Regions from separate parts of the Mus musculus genome. Here region 1 is linked to region 2. Evidence: chromatin loops called from intact Hi-C (ENCODE). Cell type or tissue: gastrocnemius. All regions are shown on one strand. Each heading gives the region's core, and the rest is flanking DNA. Links, peaks and the distances in the headings are about the cores only.

Evidence for each region. A loop is a pair of places that touch in the nucleus more often than their neighbours do. Peaks named below come from ENCODE experiments on the same cell type or tissue, not always from the same donor. Only the 100,000 strongest peaks of a DNase experiment are listed, where the experiment ranks them.
Region 1: a loop joins it to region 2, with 2.4 times the contacts of the local background. A loop is called at or near these places in 9 of 42 quality-filtered maps.

The regions. Positions count from the first base shown.
Region 1 is chr13:104,175,833-104,184,234 of GRCm38, reverse strand. It overlaps Trappc13 (trafficking protein particle complex 13), which reads left to right and starts at 5,769. Exons shown (of 13, transcript NM_001093759.1): 1 at 5,769-6,121. The coding sequence starts at 6,076. It overlaps Shld3 (shieldin complex subunit 3), which reads left to right and starts at 5,776. Exons shown (of 2, transcript NM_001365338.1): 1 at 5,776-6,121. It overlaps Trim23 (tripartite motif-containing 23), which reads right to left and starts at 5,396. Exons shown (of 11, transcript NM_001361538.1): 1 at 5,274-5,396; 2 at 2,999-3,161. The coding sequence starts at 5,354. In gastrocnemius, for the core only: a CTCF peak has its summit at 5,177; DNase peaks (open chromatin) are centred at 5,475 and 5,758; H3K4me3 peaks cover 3,477 bases; H3K27ac peaks cover 2,843 bases.
Region 2 is chr13:104,224,207-104,232,536 of GRCm38, reverse strand. Ppwd1 (peptidylprolyl isomerase domain and WD repeat containing 1) reads left to right here and starts at 3,693. Exons shown (of 11, transcript NM_172807.4): 1 at 3,693-3,931; 2 at 7,085-7,187. The coding sequence starts at 3,736. Cenpk (centromere protein K) reads right to left here and starts at 3,571. Exons shown (of 10, transcript NM_001377093.1): 1 at 3,535-3,571; 2 at 1,658-1,808. The coding sequence starts at 1,774. In gastrocnemius, for the core only: no CTCF peak of the experiment used is centred there; a DNase peak (open chromatin) is centred at 3,646; H3K4me3 peaks cover 2,236 bases; H3K27ac peaks cover 1,217 bases.

The DNA.
Region 1 (8,402 bases), core at 258-8,257, 49 kb after region 2:
CAAGGGCACCTGCATACAGGCCAATAAAAACACACAAACAGCCACACATAAGAAAACATATACAAGAATGAAGGCCACATATGCATTAATAGACTTTTTTTTTAAACGAAAATAATGCTGTGTTTTACTCTATTTCTTTTTAAAGATATTATAGGGGGAAGAAGTTTAGCTCAGTAGCTGAGTATGTACTTAACATGTTCAAGGACGGAGGTCATCAGGGTCCTTGCCTGTTTCTCATCCTTTTTTCCTTAGAAACAAACCAAAATCATTCTGTTTTTTTAAAATGAAGCTATGTTTATCCCCCCTTTCTCTGTAATCTGAGCACTCAAGCAAGTCTTCCTCAGCTTTGCTGCCCCTCTGCAAGGTCTCTTCCTTATTTCTGTGTGTCCCATGTATTTTACAAAATGGCCCACATTGGGTGCCATTTTGTTGCGGTAAATCTCCAACCCAAATATGCCCAGGCAATGAAAACACAACTCAGTTAATATGAATACATGCTGTGTGCCAACATTGGGCAGATCTACCACTACACTACCATCTTCCACATTTATGAGACCCCTTAGAACTTGCAGTTTCTCTAGGCCATGTGCTTCTGCTCCACTTTTCTTCTTCTTCCTCCTCCTCTGCGTCCTCTCCCTCTTCCATTTTCTCCTCCTTCTCCCTCTCTCTACATTCCTCTCCACCTTCCCTTTTATCTGTCCAATCATCAGCTCTCCTTTATTTTACAAATTAAGGTGGGAAGCAGGTTTACAGGAACTCACCTGAGTGCTGACTCAGTCCTTGTTCACAACCACTCACAGGAGAATAGAATTAACATCAAATAGAATTTGCCCCAGGGTTATCCACAACATCCCCCCCCCTTCTGTCTAATTAAAAGACTATTTTATCTCAGATATAACTGAACACAACTATTATTATTTTGTAATTTATAAAGTACATGAGACCTAACATCCATTCCATCATCTTTGTTAATTAAATAGAACCTCTGTCATCTATCCTTACTTTAAAAACTATAGTTCTGCACCTGGCTATGTCTTGGCTTTAGATTGAATACCATCTGAAAACCATCCTCTCAAATCTGACCCTCTCAAAGCAAAAAGCATGGGCTGGCTAGGAGACTATGTAGTTTTTCAATCCCATCAGAAATCCAAGAACAACTGATATTAACTGAAAATATATAGGAAGCCTAACACAGCTTCCAAAACTTAGCCAATTTATAGAGACCACTGATCACTTGGACAGTCCCTTACTTTAACACGTTGGAACATTGGTCTTCATCTACTCCATCTATATAAACATTTAAGCATTCAGAACAATCATTTAAAAATATGGCCTTGAAGAATTTCCCAAAATTCAGTCATTATGTAGGGAACATACAAACTCCCAGGAGTAACTAACAATTTTGTAGCTGTAAAAAATAAATACAACTCTACAACTTTATGGTTTTAAAAAACACAAACTTGGCTGGGCATTGGTGGTGCACGCCTTTAATCCCAGCACTCAGAAAGCAGAGGCAGGTGGATTTCTAAGTTTGAGGCCAGCCTGGTCAACAGAGTGAGTTCCAGGACAGCCAGGGCTACACAGAGAAACCCTGTCTCGAAAAACAAAAACAAAACAAAACAAGACAAAAACTAAAAAAAACTAAAAGTAACCAAAATACAGACTTGTGTTGTCCCTGCAAATCCTCAGGGTTTAGGGCAGCTGAGAAAGCTCTGTTCCTCACGATGCATGCTGAGGAACACTGAGCATCCACTCATGTAGACCACCTCACTGTTGCAAAAAGGAAGATTTACCTCAGATCATCGTCAATCTTAAAGACCATTATCTGAAAATTGACAGTTTCCACTGCTATTACTTTATGGCTTATAGTACATTAATATTATCTGTGTAATATCATTAGTGTTTTTCATTAGCTTTCTAGGAAATAAAGACAGCCACAACCTTAAGAAAACATGTCAAAGCCATGTTTCTTAGTATTTTAAAACCTAAAATAGAGACACCCTTGCTTTCTTCTATAGATAGATAAATTATTCAATTTTTGACATATAGTATGACTCCACTAATCTTTTACAAGTTTATGCTATTTTCTATGTGTGGATGTGTGTGCACACACATATATAAGGTGCAACAGAGCAAGTATGGAGGTCAGGAGTCGGTTCACTCCTTCCACGAGCCCTGGTCTTAAGTACTGATAAACACCTGAGGGGAAAAAAGTCAGCCTTAAAAAATTTTGGGAAAAATTCTTTTATCTTACAGAATAAATTAAGAATTTACATTAAACTGTGAAATAACTGTTCAAATGTTAATGTTGTACTTTCTAAACCTGAGCCAGTGAGATAGATCTTTGGATAAAGGCATCTTCTGCCAACCTAACTGGATTTGGGTAAACCCACACACACACACTTTTACATTTAAAATATGTCAACACTGATTCCCAAGTAGTTGTAAAAACATGCAAGGACCTAGGAGGCCATGGTGGTGCACACCTCTAATTCAGGACTGGGGAGCTAGAGGCAGACAGATCTCAGTCAAGGCCAGTCTGATCCACAAACCAAGTTTCAGGACAGCCAGGGCTACACAGAGAAACCCTATCTCGACGAAAGGAAGGAAGAGAAAAAAGGAAGGAAGGAGTGAGGGAGGGAGGAAATACTGAGAGTTGAATGACTTTATATTTTGATTACCTTTCATTTAAAAAAAGAAACCATGTTCTGTATTCAGAGCATTAGTAGGACTTAACCTGGGATGAATAAAGTAGTCTCATTTCTTTGAATAAGGGTAGCATATATTTCTGATACTTCTTAAAGCTTTTTGTGTTAAGCATAGCTATGGAAGTTTCAGATTCCCATGGCAGTTAAGAGTGGACCTCATCTACCTTAGTAGAGACTCAGATTGTGAAAGCTCTTTGGAACGTAACATAAAAAGTCAGGTGTAAAAATTTGTTTTCTGTGACATTTGTGTTTGAATAATTTTTCACTTTAACCTCATATAATTTTCCTACCTAGGTCTGTTACTTGTCGATCAAATGGGCAACGTATTGCTCTTCCATGCAGAGGCAAGCGAGTAAGACAGTCATGACAGACTGTGTGGCCACAGAGGAGGAGGCGAGGAACTTTATCTCCTTGCAAAGAGAAGACATCTTCACAAACCCCACACTCCAGAACCTGTATATAAAACAGAAACATGTGCCCTGTAAACACTACTGAAACAATATTCACATATTTTAGATTTAAAAACAATTGACCAAGCCAGGCATGTTTCTTAGTATTTTAAAACCTAAAATAGAGACACCCTTGCTTTCTTCTATAGATAGATAAATTATTCAATTTTTGACATATAGTATGACTCCATTAATCTTTTACAAGTTTATGCTATTTTCTATGTGTGGATGTGTGTGCACACACATATATAAGGTGCCACAGAACAAGTATGGAGGTCAGAAGACAACTTGATTCTCTAATACATTTAGACTTAGAAACTGAGATACAAATTTCTTTTACTACAATTAAACTGGTAATTTGTAGTTACCTCACATACTGGTAATAATTCAAAAGAAACTTAAATGTGGTATAATTCATAGGGAAAAAAAAGAGATAAATACCTGCTAAATGTTAAAGAAAACTTTATATTAAGATTTCAGTCTAACTCATTAGAGAACAAAGAATAACTACATCAAGATATTTTTTTCAAAAAGTTGTTAAAGTTTTGTATTAATAGAAGTATAGGAAAACAATTTCACTGACTAATACAAAAAGTCTATTGACTAATAATAGCATTCATGGACACAATTTAGCAGTACTTATGGAACTTACTCTAAACTGCGTCATACATACATGACAGGATCCAAGTGCTTTCTTCTTTGTTGCTATTGCTGTTTCTGCCACTGGGAAATCTCAGGTTCCTGCACATAGCAGGTAAATGGTCTACTAGTGAATAACATCCAGCCCACATATGACAAAACCAGTGTGTAACTCTTTAAAGCACTATTTGTATCATTAATTAAAAACAAGGAAAGATACATATAAATACTAAATTGAAAGGGAAATTATAGTGCATTCATATGCCATAACTACAACCGTTATGTTTTTCATGTACATATGCAGAATACTTTATGAGTAAAGTAAAACGAAGTGTTAAGGAGAATTAGACATGATATTCCAATTATAGGAAAAGAATGACAAAATATTCTGCAAGTATTCCCATTTGGCAAAAACACAATTCAAAATATTAAATCTCAATAAGCACAAAATATGCTTAATGAGGGCTTCTCTAAATTTCATTAATATAAAAAGTTAACTGATTCAACACCAATAAAATACGACTGATAATACATCGTAGGCATATATTCCTCAAAAGCAGACCTTTGCTATAGAGAGAGACAGAGACAGAAAGAGATATCTACCATTTAACGAGTTAAAAGAATGTCCAACCAGACTTGGGTTCACTGTTATAAATCCAAGTGTCCATTAAAATTACTTCTGGGAATTAAAAAAATGTCCTGTCGTCAACACACTCAGAAAGAGTTGTTGTTTAATCTCTTGGCAACAGATAATCTTTCCGAGTGACTCCCTAAAACGCCTGCCCCTTTTAGATCTAGGTTACAGTGGGTGAGGAAAATGATCTTCACACTTGCACTTAATTTTTAGTAAATGTAGCTCGTAAATAAGTAGACGGTAGAATCTTCTAACCAGAGAGTTATAAACTCCATACATCTAGTGTTAAAGCCCAAATGTGCTGCAGTTGGAGAGTTCAGAAGTTTCCAGTCTCTACTGTTCAGGGCAATGTTGAATGGCAGACGTTGACAACCAGTAAACTCTGAGCCCTTAGCACATACTGTATTAACTTAAACCTAGGGTTCCTCCCATGTAAAATGCGATTTAACATCTACCTTTTAAGTAGATATTTGCGAGCTGAACCATCTACGACAGTACTTGTCTATTGCAATAAGTGTTTAATACAACCAAGTCAAGTAAGTAACGCCTGTTGAGGCATCACTAGAAACAGAAGACTAGGGGAAAGACCAAATAAATCCAGGTCAACTTTCACGCGATGCTTTTCACAAACAGCCCCACGGACAACGTTGACACTTGAGGTAGAAGACCAGGCAACTTCAGCTCCGCGGGGCAAGGACCGCGGAAGGGCGGAAAGGCTTGTAACGCCCACCAGAGGCCGCGCATCCCACCCGGCCAAGCCTGGGCCACACAGTCGCGGCCAGGTCTCCAGGACGAACCGAAGGGAGGCCGCAGGTGGAGAACAGAGCACGCAAGTTCCCTCACCTTCACCACAGCCGTCCCCCGGCTGCCCTGCCGCCCACTGTCTACTCCGGCTCCGGGCTTGTTTACAGCGAGGGCAGCCATCCTGGATGGAGCCGCGCCACAGCTGCAGGAGAGCCTTTTACTGAGAGGAGGGGTTGAGCGTCCTACCCAGAAGCCTCGGCGCATGCCGCCCTCACGCATGCGCAGGATAGATGGCGAGCCGTTCGGTCCCTTCTGACCTTTTCTCTCCCGTCAGTCATTGGCTGTACGGCTTGCGCGTGCGCACTGTTTTTCATGAAAGCATCTGCGAGTAATGGAGAGGAGAAATTTTTTTTTTTTAAGTATGGAACATAAATAAAATTTTATGGTGAAAATGACATTCCTGTAACAATATTTTTTCTCTAGAACTGAAACGAATCAGAATAAAGGACTGAGCTACATGCCACCTGCCCCGCGTACACTGCGAAATTTGTATATGATGAACTACAAATCCCAGCATGCCATGACAGTAGCGCCCTCCCCCACCCCCACCGGGCAATGAAAGCTTTTGGGAAGCCGCGAATTGTCAGCAAGAAGTGGATCGTTGTAGTCAGCCTTAGTGGTTGAGGCAAGTGTGTGCTTCTGAGCTAAGGAATGGCCATGGTACAAAGATTTCACTGGGGCCGTAAAGGATTTAGTGACAAGAGAATTTAAGTCCTCACGAGCAGAAAGAAGTCGGGCGTGCGTTTGAAGCCCGATCTTCCGGGACCTGTGCTTTGCACTTTCCTTCCAGACCCGGTGAAACTTCAGCCTGCGTAGGCTGAGGTCAGAAGTGCCCGCCAAGATGGAAGTGAATCCCCCCAAACAGGAGCACCTGCTGGCGCTAAAAGGTAAACTTGCTAACCTGAGACTCCTCACTCTGTTGTTTGCCTGTACCCTCATTGTGCGAAGGATCCCCGAAGTAGGCCTTGTCCCTAACCCCGGCAACTCGCCTTCCTGCTCTTCCTGGAATGAAATGCGAACCCAAGCTCTGAGAGGTCTCTGCTACCGCAGCCACCACGTTTTGTCCACTGAAGCTCACGCGCCTCGACCCTGCCGCAGAGATCTCTGTGAACCAGCATAAATTTCAGCTGGCATTTGATATGTTTTTTTCAAAAATTGCTCCTAAATCTGTCCATGGCGCAGGGATGAAGTTACCAGAATTTAACTTATCTGTAGATAGTGTAGCACGATAATACCAAGGATTTGAAATAAGTGGAACTACACCTAATACTTCTTAGATTTGTTGAAATATACTACAAATTAATTCATACTGTAGTATCATGTTTGTGGGAAAATTGACTAGACTATCTTAACAACTTTAACTGTCTATACGCAGAAGTTTTGAATACGTTTTAATGATTTAATTTGATCAGAAAAAAAAAGATAAGAGGTCAGATTTTCCTTGAATTTGCTTATCGATAACCTTTTATTTAAAAACATTTTCAGCCTCTTTTTTATGTTTGCTACTGCCACAATGCACTTTCTTGCTTTTGGGATGTGCATTTATAAAGTTAACAGTGACTTCAACTGATAGGGAGAAATGGTTACAAGACATTTAAACTAGATTGAATTGCACTTAACCTTCTTTAAGGCATCCCTTTTGATATACTCCACATTCCTCCCTCATTCTCTGTGAGCTCCATACACATCTTGCATTCCAGAAGCTCGCCAGTTCCATTCCTAACCTACAATCCTGTTTTGATGTCTGCAGTTAATATGACTGTCTATGAATGTGGAACTAAGAAGGTTTGCAATATTTATCAATACAACAATGAGACCTGTAGACTTCCACACGATCTAGACTAAAATAGATTATATGTGTTTGAAAGGAACTTACTGGATATTCATTATCTCCGTCTTACATCTAGTGTGTGGGCTTAAAAGATAACTTATCTTTTAAGGTCTAGCAGCTTTTCCAAGATAACATGTCTAGTAAGAGATCAGGGCAATAATTCAAAAATCATCTTTCTAAGGTATTGTTGCCTCCTAGAAAATGAAACAGCTCTTTCATGGATCGTTATGATTTCTATATGAACTTAAAACAATTATATGAGCTGCTAAGTGTGATTTCACACAACTTAGAAGCTACCAAAAATCTCAGTGGTAGGGAGTTGTATTTGTTATTATTCTTCATTTGTAGAAAGAGAAGACACTTAGTGACTTGACCTTAAACTCTCAGTGTGGCTGAGAATGACCAAGTGTCCCCGGCCCCCTCGCCTCCACCTTCCAGATGCTCAGATCACAGATGAGCACCATTATACCCAGTTTATGGTATGCTGGGATTTGAACCCAGGGCTTTGTGCATGCTAGGCAAGCACTCTACTGACTGAGCTACATCCTCACTCCCTTTTGTTTTTCTTGAAACTACATTTGACCTAAAAAGAGCTCTCAAAATTTCACTTGTTTCTTTAGTATATCACTGAATATGTTCAGACAACAATAAAAGAATTCTTGATGTCCTTCTTTACACTGAAAAGGGGTAAAGAAAACAAAAATAAGCTCATTAATTCCTCATCCTTGATTGTAAGCCAGAAAAGGTCAAGAAGTGATCATTCTCAAGTACTTAAAGACTATGTCATCACATATTAAGTCTATACTAAAACTTAATCTTAGGAAAAATATGGTTATTTTAAGGCTGTAAAATGATTCATTATACAGTTACCTCTTAATTCTTAAGAATCAGACTGGTTTTGTTGTGACATCACGACAGAAATCAGGGTCATAGTTTTTGTAGCAGTGTGTAAGACCATAAATTAGTTCTCTCACGTTTGGGGAGTAAAAGACTAAACGTGTGTGTGTGTGTGTGTGTGTGTGTGTGTGTGTGTGTGTGTAGATATAGAAGAACCTTTATTATATTTACCTTTAGCCTGGTTAGGAACCACAACTTGTAGATCAGATCCTGACTGGCTCCATTCTTGAGGCCTTGTGTGCTGGAACTTCTGGTCACTGCTTTAATTTGGGAAATCACGAGAACTTCTGTGTTGTGCTCTTATTCTACATTGGCGTCCAGTAAACTAACATCTTTTTTTTTTTTTTTTTTTTTTTTGGTTTTCGAGACAGGGTTTCTCTGTATAGCCCTGGCTGACCAGGAACTCACTCTGTAGACCAGGCTGGCCTCGAACTCAGAAA
Region 2 (8,330 bases), core at 1-8,000:
GAATTTATTTAAATTTTTACATAAGATGAAGATGGCAGTCAAACTGGTTCCAAAGTGAGTATATCAAAAGGAAAAGGGAAGAGTTGTATATGTAGCTAAGTAGTAGAGCACCTACAGAAACTTTGGTTGCATTCCCCTCTCTCTCTAAAACAGTGATTATTAGAACACCCACTAGCTTGCATGAATTCTAAGCCACATAATGGGAGGTAAGCAAACACATGAAAAAAGTACTATAGAATAATAACAAAACAAATAAGTAGTTAACATGATATGCCTCAAAGAAATATTATTTGCCTGACTTTAATACCAAACAATGTTAATGGTTGTCTGATACGTTAAAATATGAGGAGCTTAAGTCTTATCTGTCCTCATATCTTATTGTAGTAATTTTCTGTAAAATTTAAAGATATTTTGTAAAATGCAATTTTCTATAGTGGAAAACAACAAAAAAAGAATTATAAGAATTATTTAGTAAATATAGTAGTGGCATAAAGCACCAAGGATTTTTGACAAAATAATTTTGTAAAATATGTTATTCATTGTTCATACTCATAAAGTTTAGTGAAAAGAGCAGGATGCTCTCTATATTCATAAAAAATTCATTCACCCCTCTTGCTTTACTGAAGTAGGATATTACTTGTGTCTGTGATTTATATCATATGTTAAAGAAAAAAAATTTACCAAAATAGCATAGTGTATCAAGTGCCTCTATCTCACTAAAAAAAAAAAAGTTCATAATTTCAAGGTCAACATTTTAATTTCTATATTTGTTTCACTCATAACTCTTAATTATGTATTATTTCTACAGCTATATTCTCTAATTTGGATACTAATTCAGTCAACATCTACTGTCCCAAACAGGTACTAAAATGATTCATGATTTCCTCTAATCTGGCATTTATTAACTTTTGTGTCCTTTAGTTCCAACCTTCTTAGAATCTATTGAATTCACTCTTGCAATGACAGCATTCAGGCCTTCATCAGGCCTTACCAGGATGACTACGAGATTCTCTTAAAGCATCCTGTTTCTGTACTCTTGTCTTAAAACACAACAAAATGGTTGTTTTCATGTAGCCAATCATTTCACAGTGAATTTCAACCTTTTAATGATCTCCCATTGAACCCACTCCACAAAATCCATGTTCTTATTCCAAGCTAATTCTCTACAGTCTCAGTTCACAAGATTTCCTTTTCCTAGTATATATTTTTCCATAAAATCTTACCAAGATTTCTCTAACCTCTTTAAACTATACATTCGGACTTTTCCATTTTTGTCTTGTCCTAATTTCACAGGCTCTTAATTATCCATTTACTTCTTGTAGAAAGGTAACCTTGACTCCTTCATAATGCCTTACACATTTCTCCTAAGTATAGTTTTTTGCATTCTACCATAATACCCTTAATGGTGCATTATATACAATATTATGAATGACCTCTATAAGCAAAAAAAATCTCCCTGAGAACCAAAACTACCATTATTTTTTTTCTCTTTCTATAGCTTATCAAGTATAAAAATTTTTAAAAGAATGCTTTTAGGTATAAAATCTATACAAATAATTTATAAAAAAAATAGTTATGCGGAAACTAACACGGTTTCTTTCCTAAGTCAATTATGTAAAATTATATTAATATATCACTTTTATCTGTTGAAACTTACATCTTCCATGTCTTTCCACATTTCTTCACATTCTTTAATAAGTTCTTCCTCTGTATCTATAACAGCTTCCACATCTGTAATAGTATCTGGATGTACTTCTTGTTTATTCTCTGACATATCCTTTATAGTTTTCTTCACCTTACTGCAACTACTAACGTTAAAAAAAAAAAAAAAAGACACATGCATTAAACAACTATCTGCTGAATGTAGGAGTGACTAAAAAAACAAAAAGTCCTTTTTATCAAAAGAGAAACATGAACACGCACCTGTTGGAGGGAATATTTTCATATAGCCATTATTAAAAAAAAAAAAAGAGTATGGATGTTAGCAAAAATTAGAAACAGAACTACCACAGGATCCAGTAATTCCACTATTAGATATATATCCAAAGGAAACTAGCATGTTAAAAAGATGTTTACAATCTTGTTTACTATAGCACCATTCACAATAGCCCAGATATGTAATCAACTAAGTGTCCACCTAATGAAGAATGGATTTAAATTTTAAAAAGTTCCATTGTAACAGGAGAGTCAGTAGAAAAACAAGAGTGCAAAATTCAGGTAGGTGAGGAGATGTATTGGTAAGAGCTTGTGGAAGGTGTGTTTGAATTACTTCTTCCAACTAAGTGAAATGGAACCTAAGGTGATCCACTGTGAGGAAGTATCAAGGAATTTGAATTTTAAGAGCAGATACAGCCAGGTGGTGTGACCCCTGCCTTTAATCCCAGCACTTGGGAAGCAGAAGCAGAGGCATTCGAATCTCTGTCCTTTCAAGGACAGTCAGGACATAAAAGAAAAATCCTATCTCAGAAGGGGTCAGGGTTCAGAGAAATAGCTTATCACATAAAGGCTATAAGGTTTACAAACAAAATTTTAAGAGGAGAGGGGGAAAGGTTACAGAATGTTGGTTTTTTTTGTTTTTTGTTTTTGTCTTTAAGAAAACTCAAAGAATATAAAGCAACTTTGGATAGTAGCCCACTTTAAATTACTAACTAGTGGCCCAATTAAAACAACAAAAGATAGCATATTAATGAATATAGTCATCCAGGGCAAGGTTACTAGATGGCTGTTGTAAAGATGATAGTGTATCATGAGGTACAGTTAGGTAATTTTAAGGATGTAGAGAGGACCTGTAGTTTACAACATCAGATGTAAATCAGAATAAACACCGCCCCAATGTATTTTTTTACTCATAAGGAATTTTTAAGTCTTAAATTGCTTAACCTGTAAATTACCAACGGAGAAGTGGTACAGGATGCAGCTTTGTTGTTGGAATAGACAGAACACGGTAGCATGCTCCTAGGTTAAAGGTGTCAATAACGCGAAGATGTCAACTCCCCCCAAATTGTCCTCTTTTATCTTAATTAACATCTTAAAGGCGACAAAAACTCTGTCGCACTTGATGAGGAAATTCTAGACCTATACAGAAATATAAAGATCCAGAAATAGCAAAGGCTCATAGACTATATGCTAATCGTCAAACATAGAGCAGGCAGGTGGAGACGCGGGAACGTAACACGCAGGCCCTTCGTGAATTTCTCGCGTCACATACATACACATTCCAAGTCAAAAAGAATATTCTAAATGGGAGGCCACCTTATAAATTACAGTAATTTCAATATATAGTTTAGCTGATAGAAATCTACTTCATTCTTTTTAACAAAAAGTTCCTTCCAACCCCGCCCCTCGGCTTTTTCGGGAAAAAACAGGTAGGTTCTAGAACAGCATTGGCCCGAGAGGCCGAGAAGCGCGAGACCTCCAGTTCGTAAGGCGTAAGCGTCCGATCTAGGGGGTACCTGGGTCCCCCAAACCCGCGAGCTGCCATCCTCCTTGACAGAAAACTGGGGCCTTTGCCAGTCAGAGCCGGTTTCAACTCACTTCAGTCCTCCGGCCTCCTCAGCGCTCTCGTCAACACAGCCAAGCCGCGCTGTTTACGCGCGCTGCTCGCTGATTGGACCAGCTGCGCCCACCGCAGCCAATCAAAAAGCGCTTCCGGCAGCTGACGGACAAAAGCTGCGCCGCGGCTCGGGGAAACCTAGTTCACTCGGTCGTCGCGTCTCTTCTAACGCCTCGGACGACATGGCGACCGAGAGTGGGAGCGATTCGCAGCTGAGGAGGAGAAGGCGCCGAGACCCAGAGGGATCAGAAAAAACGGAACTGAGCGAGCGAGAACCGGCCCTGGCAGTGGCGGGGAGCGAAGAAAATGATGATGAGAATGAAGAGCGCTGGGTCGGGCCTTTACCGGTGGAGGCAACCCTTGCCAAGAAGAGGAAAGGTAGCAGCGGAGAGCCCGCGAGCAAGCTGGACGGCTACTCCGGCCGAGTGGGAGGGTTGATCTCAAGCACGCCCACGGGCGGGAGTGAGATTGTGGGTTTGTGCACTTAGAACGGACGATCTTCACTGCATTTCCTCCCTAAAGAGTGAATTGGTGTTAGTATGGCGTGTTAAAAAAAAAAAAAAAAAAAGGAACACCGTTGATTCCTGACTGTCAGAGATGATACAAACTAGTGCTTGTCTGTATTTCTGTGTTTGGATGCTTTTTTTGACCTCATAGCTGCTGTGTGAAGTTGGAATTCCTAATATTGATTGAGCAGGTGTGGGAAGGAGCTCTCAGAATCATAAACACTTAAGCTTTCAACCCTGACTCGTCTAGTAATGAATTTTCAAACTCAGGGGAAGTTGCTTAAGCTAGCTGGATATGAAGCCATACTCGAGACAATATAGTAAAGTTTTGCCACTAACGTGAATAATAACAAGATTTTATAATATTAAAGTTTGGTAAAGAGATAATATTTACTGTTTTAAAGACTGTTCTAGGAACTTTTTCATAAATGTCTTAGGGTTGTGTGTGTGTGTGTGTTCGTTCGCTCACGCGTTAATCTCAATTCTGACTGTGGAACTATTTAAAAATCTTTTATTTTCAGAACAAAGCCCAAACACCTTAACATGGATTATGAGGCAGTTTGTCTCTCTTTATTTCCCCAAGCAGGACTCCCAATTCTGTCCATTCTCAAAACCCTACCTTGTCCTTGAGCAAGGGCTCCTCTACGTTCCTGTCCAGATACTGTGAAGTGTCTCTATCTGGAGTCATTTCTCTCCTTTAACCATGCTAGCTTTTTAACAGGTCTAGGTTTTAGGTCAGTGCTTTTTGAACATTGGATAGTGACACCCTTTAGTTAGCTCCTTACTTTTTCTGCCCAATCCTGCTTTTGCCTTCGAGGCACTTACTACTTTTTGTAGTTGTGTGTTTACTCATGTGACTTCCTGAACACTACTAGCCTAATCATGTAAGAACAAGGATCTTGTACTTTCGGCTCCAACACTTCAATACAGTGTTTTGCATACAAGTTTAAATGAATATTTTATAACATTTGTGCTGTTATTATTTCACCTAAATATTACTACAAGAACTGCTTAGGTGGAAAGAATGGAAGGATAATTTAGGAAGGAAAACGAAACAAAATGAAAAAGAAAAACCAAACTTTGAAATGCTGACATAGGAAACAAGTGTCTTATGAACAATAGAGTTGGGACAGGAATAGGTATATCATGTGAAAAATCTTTTCCCTTAGCCAGATTTTTTTTTTAAGCCAACCAATGGAGTTTGAGTTTGAGGGAGGATGACAGGTGCTTAGTGATTTAAAATTTTTGGAAATGTAGGCAAGATTAGACTTTTGTGTGTATATGTTCACAATGATATATGGTTGTTTTATAGTACTTTGAGTTAAGCTATTTTTTAAACATTTATTATTATTATTACTATTATTTTATGTGTAAGGGTGTTTTGCAGGCATGTATACTATGTGGGTGTCAGGTATATTATGTGTTGGTGGGACCAGAGAGGTGGGAACGCTTATACTTAGTACAAGAGTGGAGGGCAGAGGACAATGTCACCTTGTAGAGTTGGTTCTCTACATCCACCTTTGTGTGGATTCCAAAGATTGAACTCAGGTTGCCAGAGGCAAGCATTGTTACTCGGAGCCATCTTGCCTGTCTTAAAATAAACTATTTCCTAAGGAAAATAATTATGTCTTTCTCTTCTTTCTGTGCATGTTCCCTTGAATATATTTAAATGAATTAGTGAACAACAAAAGCAATCTGGAATATAGGAAAATATTCACTACAGAAAATTCCAATAAACAACAGCATTAAAAAGATACTGGAGTACCACTTTTATGAAATAAGCAGCCCAGGATTGGTGTGACTCCAATGTTCCTAGGCACGTCCTGCCCTAAGATGACTGGTATATGGCCCTCATTTTCATTGTCCTGGGCTCTTAGAATTAATGCTGTAATCCTAATTAATACCTAGCTCCAAGCTGAAAAACTGAAGAAGGGAAGAAAGGAAAACTTTTTAAGAATGTGTATGTATATATGTGTGTGTGTTTATATACATATACGTATATTATCACAAAATGCTAATCCTAACCCTTACTATACAGTTACTACAAGAACCCAAGAAAGGCCATTTTAAGAAAATTTTACTAGGCACACATAAAAATGGGGATTCTGTTACTAAAAAAAATTTGAAAAGCAATTTGTCATACATAATTTTGAGTGTGCCACATAGCAGTAACAAGAACCTAATAGTTGGTCATGTTTAATTTGCTAGCTTTATATAGGCAAGTTTGATCTTTTTATTTGGAAACAGTGCATTTTCTAAAAATTGATCATGGCTCATCATAAAATTAAGATTTTTTTTTTGATGATCATCGATTTTCCATTTTTCTAGGTGTTATACTTTAGAAAACTATCTGAAAGGCACTCAAGTAGATTTGCTAGGATTTTCTCAACTATAAACAGCTAAGTGTTTTGTTTGTTTTTATGTTTCAGGTCTTTATACTGACTCTTTAATAGAGGAATAATGTCTTTAAACATACATCTTACAAATAGCTGTCAGCTTTTGTTACATTAACACTTACTACTAGTTTCTATATGGTTATAGAAATCATTTCCGTAAAGCTTTATATTTCTTTACACATTCATATTAAGCCAGAACCATTCACAGTTATCAAAAACTTTGAACCAGGAGCTAGAAGCTCAGTTGTGAGAAGACTTGCTGATCCTGCAAAACACCTACATTTGGTTCTCAGGACCCACAGGAAACAGCTCATAAACCAGCTGGAATTCTATTTCAGATTCATTCACCATCCTCTGCTGGCCTCATTGGGTTCCTGCCTGTACACACCTGACAGACACTGCAGCAGACATAAAGTCTTTGAAACAGTTTTTATATAATCCCAGGGAACCTGACATACTAACTTCTGAAGTAATAAAAGTTATAACTGGTATTAACAAATACTGGATTTTCGTATCCCATATGTTTATTGAAAGAAATTAAAATGTAGAAGGTAATATAAAAATTTAGAAAATTCTAAATAATCATGTTAATTTCATTCACTAAAAATACTTTTGACCCCCTCCCCCAGTTCTGGAGTTCGAAAGAGTCTACCTTGATAATCTCCCCAGTGCATCCATGTATGAGCGCAGTTACATGCACAGAGATGTTATCACACATGTGGTATGTACCAAGTAAGTGTGTCATACTTTGTCCTTTACATTTTACATTTATCTTATACGCATGAGTGTTTTGAATGTGTTTCTGCACCACCTGCATGCCTGATACCTACAGAAGCCAAAAGAGTGCAATGAATCTCTCAGAATCAGCATTACAGACCTTTGTAAAGTGTAAACTGCCATGTAGGTGCTAGGAATTAAACTCAGGTCCCCTGAAACAGCAGCCGGTGCTCATAACTACTGAGCTGCCTCTCCAGCCCCAAGTATATCATAGTATACATTCTCAGAAAAAAATCTAAAGCTTAATTATGAGTGGACTTACAGAAGTAATTTGGGGATTTCATAGATTTAATTTTGCAAATTCTATAATACTTAAACAAAACCCTGCATGTTTTCTTATTTAAAATAAAATATGTCAGACAGAACATCCTAGTATGTGTATGTATATTTGGTGATAAAAGTCAGTAATGGCTGAATCATGTTATCAGCTTTCCTAGGAAGAAAGTGTATTAAGATAGAAATGGTAATAAATTGGCCTCTTTGGTGTTTATAGAGAAGATAATGTAACTCAAACCTCCTGGAATTATCAGAGGACCTTCAAAATGGATGTATAGGAAATTTCAAAGAATGGTAATAACAGTAAAAATGGTCCCCTGATTTTTTAGCTCATGATATGTATAGATCCTATTTGAGCTATATTTCATTAATTATCTCATTTATCTTAATAGTTTAAGAATCTTAAAATTTTCTTTTTATAAGTGAGAAAACTGGAATAGAGTAAGGGGCAGAAGAAGCTAAAGCAAAAAATTAATATGCTAAATTCTAGCTTTCTGTTCTTTATTTGGATTTTTGGACCTGTGAGCAAGTAACATCACATTCCTATTTTTAAAAGGAGCACGTTGGCCATACTAATGCATTAAAATAGGGCAAAAATAGGAACAAGGAGAACAGGCAGCTGTTGTAGAAATGTGGATGAGTTTTAATTAGGGCTTAGATTATATTGACAGTGATTATCAACGTTGGAGGGAATACTTTAGAAGAGTCTACTCTTGATCTCTTAAAACAAATTGCATTTGAGATATAAAGCTTTAATAGTATAATAATAGAATAATTCTGACCAAACGCAGTTTAGACTTGTTACTGTATAAAGCAACCGGT